2 separate regions of the Mus musculus genome follow, and region 1 is linked to region 2. The links are chromatin loops, found by intact Hi-C in ENCODE. Cell type or tissue: left cerebral cortex. All regions are shown on one strand. Links, peaks and the distances in the headings refer to the core of each region. The heading gives the core; the rest is flanking DNA. Region 1 overlaps Apba2 (amyloid beta (A4) precursor protein-binding, family A, member 2). Region 2 has its middle 51 kb from the start of Apba2.

The links. Hi-C counts contacts between places; a loop is a spot of excess contacts. Peaks named below come from ENCODE experiments on the same cell type or tissue, not always from the same donor. Only the 100,000 strongest peaks of a DNase experiment are listed, where the experiment ranks them.
Region 1: a loop joins it to region 2, with 3 times the contacts of the local background. A loop is called at or near these places in 2 of 42 quality-filtered maps.

Annotation. Positions count from the first base shown.
Region 1 is chr7:64,579,110-64,582,022 of GRCm38, reverse strand. The region is part of intron 2 of Apba2 (amyloid beta (A4) precursor protein-binding, family A, member 2); the gene reads right to left. Among named protein-coding and RNA genes, the nearest start is that of Apba2, 78 kb to the right of the region's middle. In left cerebral cortex, for the core only: no CTCF peak of the experiment used is centred there; a DNase peak (open chromatin) is centred at 1,522; H3K27ac peaks cover 1,910 bases.
Region 2 is chr7:64,449,297-64,452,209 of GRCm38, reverse strand. No RefSeq gene overlaps it. Among named protein-coding and RNA genes, the nearest start is that of Apba2, 51 kb to the left of the region's middle. In left cerebral cortex, for the core only: no CTCF peak of the experiment used is centred there; DNase peaks (open chromatin) are centred at 543 and 1,290; H3K27ac peaks cover 872 bases.

The DNA.
Region 1 (2,913 bases), core at 327-2,826, 130 kb before region 2:
CACACTGGGCATTGCTTACCCTTGACCCGTCTGGAAATACTGGGGCTAGGGAGATGCCCAGTGGGTAAAGTATTTGCCATATGTAGGCACAAGGTCATGAGTTCATATCTCTAACCCCACATAAAGAATCGGACTTCTCCACACACATCTGGAATCACAGGGCTGGAAGGTGGGAGCAGGACTAGATCTAAGTCTTAGGTCTAGGACTGGCTCTAAGGCTCACTGAGATGGTGACCTGGTCTCAGAAAAACAAGGTGGAGAGTGACTTCAAAAGACACTCTGTGTTAGCTGGGCAGTGGTGGCACATGCCTTTAATCCCAGCACTCAGGAGACAGAGGCAGGCAGATTTCTGAGTTCAAGGCCAGCCTGGTCTACAGAGTGAGTTCCAGGACACCCAGGGTTACACAGAGAAACTCTTGTCTCGTAAAACCAAAAAAAAAAAAAAAAAAAAAAAAAAAAGACAGTGTTGGCTTCTACCCTACACACATATATACACAGAGAGAAAGAGAGACAGAGACAGAGGCAGACAGACACACAAGCACACCAAACGAACAGAATGGAAATTCTGAGATGTGCTGTACGGAGGAGCCCTCAGTGAAGCACGCCAGTCGAAAGCACACATACACTCGAGGCCCCGGGTGTGCCTCTCAGTGATTTGGTGAAGATTCTTCCGAAGTTACACCTAAGCCTCTTAGGCATAGCTCCACACGCAGTCAGATTCAGAGAGAAAGAAGACAGAATGATAGTGGAAGGTTGGGGGTGGGGGTGGGGAGAGAGGGCGTCAGTCACGCTTAGCAAGTTCAGGAGATGAGTGGAAAAATAAACACCCTGTGCCGCTCGCTCTCAGCTGTGCTATGTGACACACATGAGTGCCATTCACTGTCCACCTGGAACTGATCACATAGGGATACGGGTGTGTCTGTGTGTCGGCGTGTATACACATGTATGTGTCTGTGTGTGTCTGTGCGTGTGCATGGGTGTGCATAGGTTTGTGTCTCTGTGTGTTAAGTTTAAAGCTAAAACATGCTCTCATTTTTTAAACCTTTACCGTGGCATCCAGGACTCACTGGATAAATTCCAAACTCTAGATATTATTCCATAAAGCCTTCCAAAGCCCTTGCTGGCTGCACTTACTGCTGTTGCTAGCTACACCTGTCTGTGCCCTTTGTGCATGCAGCTCCCATGCTTGGGACACCATCCTGTCTTTCTTTCCTCCAAGTGCCCATGGTGCTATAAAATATGATACTCGACCACATAAACGGGGGCCCTCCCTGTCCCTTTGCCACACCAGCACTGGGCATAGCACCTGCACGTGTAAGCAAACTGCACCAATTCTTTACATCTACAGATATCCAACCTGGTGGCAAAGCCTGCACGGGAGACCCACATCCTCAGACCAGAGCCACTCTGGCTGTGACACTGGTCTTCTGTTCACGCAGCTTCCGAGTCTGCAGAGGAGGTGGGTGCAGCTCTTTGCAGATCTTGCAGCTCCTGTGTGGGCTCAAACCAAGAGAGGGATACAGATAGCCCTGCAAACCACCAGAGCCTTGCTCACTAGACACCCATGGTGGGAACCTGTCCAGAGCTCTTACAGAGGCCATATGTGCCCTCCCCCCAGATGCCTGAGCAGCACGTGGAGAACTCTTTCTAATTCAAATTCCTCATATGCTTATGAAGATGGAAACAGCTTTTTAAAAAATTATTTGACTTCATTGTTATCTACAGTTCAATCAATGACTATAAAACCAGCTTTTCAGACCCTCTTAATTACCCAGAAGAATTCCCACAAAAGATGCATGTCCCTGAATAGAGCAGGTGGGCAGCTACAATCAGGTTTCTTTAATAGACCTGATGTTCCTCTTGGGGTAATTTAAACAAGCCATGACGGCTCAGCCATTAGCGTTAATTATAAAAGCCTCAGACAGCTGCATAGTGGGAACCTGGACAGGACTCCAGTCCCGGCTCTTTAGCAAATCCACCTCTGAGTGCACAGTGTCACCCTTCGCATGCTCCAGGGCAGGCTTCCTGTCACCTACTGAATGGTAGGCATGGTGGAGAAAGCTGCCCTTGTGGGTCTCTGAAGACCCCACAGGCACATCATGGGCAAATGCATTAGAGAGCAACAGAATTCTAAAACCAACACAGAATAGAGAACATCACATTACTGCTAATGAACCAAAGAGCTTCTGTGGAGATGAAAGGAAATCAGAGTGTGGAAAAGGCCTACAGTTTCAGACTCCACTCAGCGCAGCAGAGCGAGCCTGCATCCTGGGGTGTGCAACTTACGAGTTAGCCAATCATAAGCCAATCTTGGGCAAAATATCCAGGAAAAGAAATGTCTCTTTACTAAAGGTGTCTTTTTCATTATTATTACATTTTATTTATTGCCAGGGGTAGGCACTGGGCATGCCGTGGCATGCATCTGGATCAGAGGACAGCCACACTCATCTGGAATCCCACTCGCTCCTTCCATCACGTGGGTCCTGGTGATTAAACTCAGGTTGTCAGGATTGGTGGCAAGCACCTTTCCCCACTGAGTCATCTCCCTGGACCATGAACATGTCATTTTTTTTTCTTATCATTATCCACGAAACAAAGCAGTGTGACAGCACCCAAGTTGTGTTCAAGACTCTGTGTCACTGAGAGATGATATGATAAAGTGCTTGGCCTACACATATGAAGATGTCACAGTGAAAGGCATTCTTTTATTTCCAATTAATGTACACTAATGTTTTTTTAGAGGATCTCACTCGGTAGCCCTAGCTGGCCTGGAACTCAATATGCACACTAGGCTGGCCTTGAACTCACAGAGGTCCTCCTGCATCTGCCTCCTGAGTCCTTGCATTAAAACTCTGTCCCCCAGGGCCAGACATGGTAATGTTCACCTTTAATCCCAGAACTCAGGAGGCAGAG
Region 2 (2,913 bases), core at 98-2,597:
ACTGTTGTCATCACAAACACTCTACCCTATAAGTACCTAGAAGTGGGTCAAGCCATATCAGGATGTGTAACTTGGACCAAACTTGCCAACTACCATAGCAACAGTACTGTGGACCAGAAACCTCCCCGTTCAGGGGCCATGATTCATATAACAGTGTCTGCTGACCACTCCCTCTGCCCCCCAACCATCAACAGTGTTATAAAACCATTCTCATCTCTGCCAATCTGGTCAGTAAGAAATAGCAGCTCAGGGTGTCCTGGAGCCAGTCTGCTTCACTGTGTATGAGGCAGAGAATCTTTTGCCATGCTTCTATGATTCTGTTAGCACAGGTGTGCTTTTGATAGACAGATAGATGATAGATAGATAGATAGATAGATAGATAGATAGATAGATAGATAGATAATCAATAGACACACAAGTGCATAACACTCTTTTTGCCAAGTGCAGAACAGATTGTGGGGACCAGAGTGGATGCTGCAAGCCCAGATGAAGGGGGATGGGGGAGATAGCGGATGGCAGATGGACTGAGAGCTAAAGAAAGAGGCCTTTGTCAGCTGCCTGTGTGTGAGTGTGTGCGTGCTCTTAGCGGGAGGTCTGCTGAGGGAGCGGCCCTGCCAGGATTCCTCTCCATTCTCTGGCTTGTGCAGTGAGAGGGAAGATGGTGGCCTTCCTGGAGACAGGCAGAGCTGAAGGAGGGCCAGGTTGAGGAAGAGGGTGCTCCAATATGTTTCCATGGTTGCTATGAGAACCCTGAACTTGCATTTACTATATCCTGTGTCTTCCTCCTACACCTTAGTGGAGTTTCACATTTTAACACATGTTTGAGATTTAAGTTATTTCGAATACCAAGCCAGTATACCAGGCCATCTATAGTATGTGACTTGTGAGGGCTCATTTGCATAAGAAGGCAGTGAAGGAAGGTGGAGGATCACCAGAGGGACCTCTGGACCTAGATGCAATGCTGGAGTAACTCCTGCTAACTGAGGGTGCGGCGAGGCAGGCTACCTGGATTTTTTTTTTTTACTTCCATCTTTGCCCATTTGAGATATCTGAAGTTCTTCGATCTTCTTCTTCCGAGGTCCTTCTGAACCTCATAGTGTGTGTGACATTTGTGTTCTCTGGGTGACTGCGCCAGATTCCAGCTAAGTCCCAGAGTCTACTCTGCTTAGTGAGAAAAACAACTACAGGGAAGAAAGCATATCGGTCACAATGACATAGTATGTTTATCTACTGGAACAGCAGGCTCTCGCCTCCCAACAGCAGCTAAGTTAGATGTACCCGTCCATGTGTGGTATTTCCCAGGAACCCCACCCTTCTCCCCGTGCAACAGCTCAGATTACTGGCTGTGAGTACGATCCCCAAGTTGGCAAAGATCAGAGCATACACAATTTCCTGGCTTCAAATTTGCTTCAATTAACGCTTCAGAAATGAAAGACAAAAGGAGTGAACCGCATTTGGTTCCCCGCTCGCTCGGGGCCTCGGTCAGTGGGTTTCACACTGCTTCCCAATCCGCAGTGTGAGCATCGCCTCATAGCTGATGTCATGGACAAAATCCCAGGCCTCACCCCAGATCCACTAACCCAAAAATTCTCAGCGCAGTGCAGTCTTTAACTCGCCTACCAGCCCACCGGATGATTCTGGTACACACTTAGGACTAAGAAACGCTGGGCTTTAGAGCCACTGAGAACACTAGGCACATTCTATGGAGCGGATATTCCACACACGGAGGATAAGAAAGGCTGCTGAGGGACTAGATACTGCTGCCATAACCAAATAACGGAGACTCGGTATCTTAGAGAGGAAAACGGGCTCTCATTCCTCGTGGTTGTTGAACTCCAAGGAAGCAGTGTGACCCTCATAGCACATAGCACCACATGGAAGGGGCAGCAGGGAAGAGACTGAGATGCAGGACTAGAGAGGGAGTAGGAGACCAGGGAGGAGCCAGGCTCAGTCATAGCAGCCTGCTGTATGGAATTTCCTGAGACCCAGCCCACCTCAAGAGACTTGCCTCCATTCTCACACAAAGGCCCCACCACATTTCAGTACTATCCCACTGGGAACAAAACCTTCATCACATAAACCCTTGGGAGACAAACCACGGCAGGGCCATGGGAACACCCTGAGAAGAGAAGCCTGGTGGATACAGACACAACCCAACCAGATGAGAGCTCGAAGCTGACCACAGTTTGGTGATGAGACACACAGAGCTGGCAGCAGAAGCCTGGGACACAAGGTCTACAACAGGCAGCAGTATGGAGGACTTAGGACAGGAGAGAAAACCTCACAAAAGTGCTGGAATGAGCTCATGGGCCCAGCTAGAGTCCAGGACATTGAGCCTTCTCCCCACTCTGATCTGCATTGGCCTACAGCCCTGGGAGCTGGCCTATAGAACTTAACTTCTCTATGGAGTCATGATTCATCTACTATCAACACAACATTGTGTGTTCACGTAATAAAATCACTCCCTCCCTCAAGGGGACATCAGAGATATGGCAAATAAAATAGGTTAAAGGAAAGTAGTAAATTCATGCTTGAGACTAGTGATAAAAAACAGACTCCTGAGGCCAGGAGTGGTGACATGCGCCCTTGATTTTGGCGCTCAGGAGGCAGAGGCACGGGGATCTCTAAGTTTGAGGCCAAATATCTCTAAATTTTGAGTTTCAAGACATCCAGGGCTAGAGAGAGTGACCTTGTCTCAAGGAGAAGAGGAGGAGGAAGAAGAAGAGGAAGAAGAGGAGGAGGAAGAGTCCTCCTTGGACTTAAAATAGTAATTTTCTTCTTAAAGAAGAAGGAGGAGGAAGAGGAGGAAGAGGAGGAGGAGTAGGAGGAGGAAAAGCAGACATGGTGGTGAGATTGAGGCAGGAGGATAGTAGTGAGTTTAAGGCCACATAAAGAAACTCTCTCAAAAATACA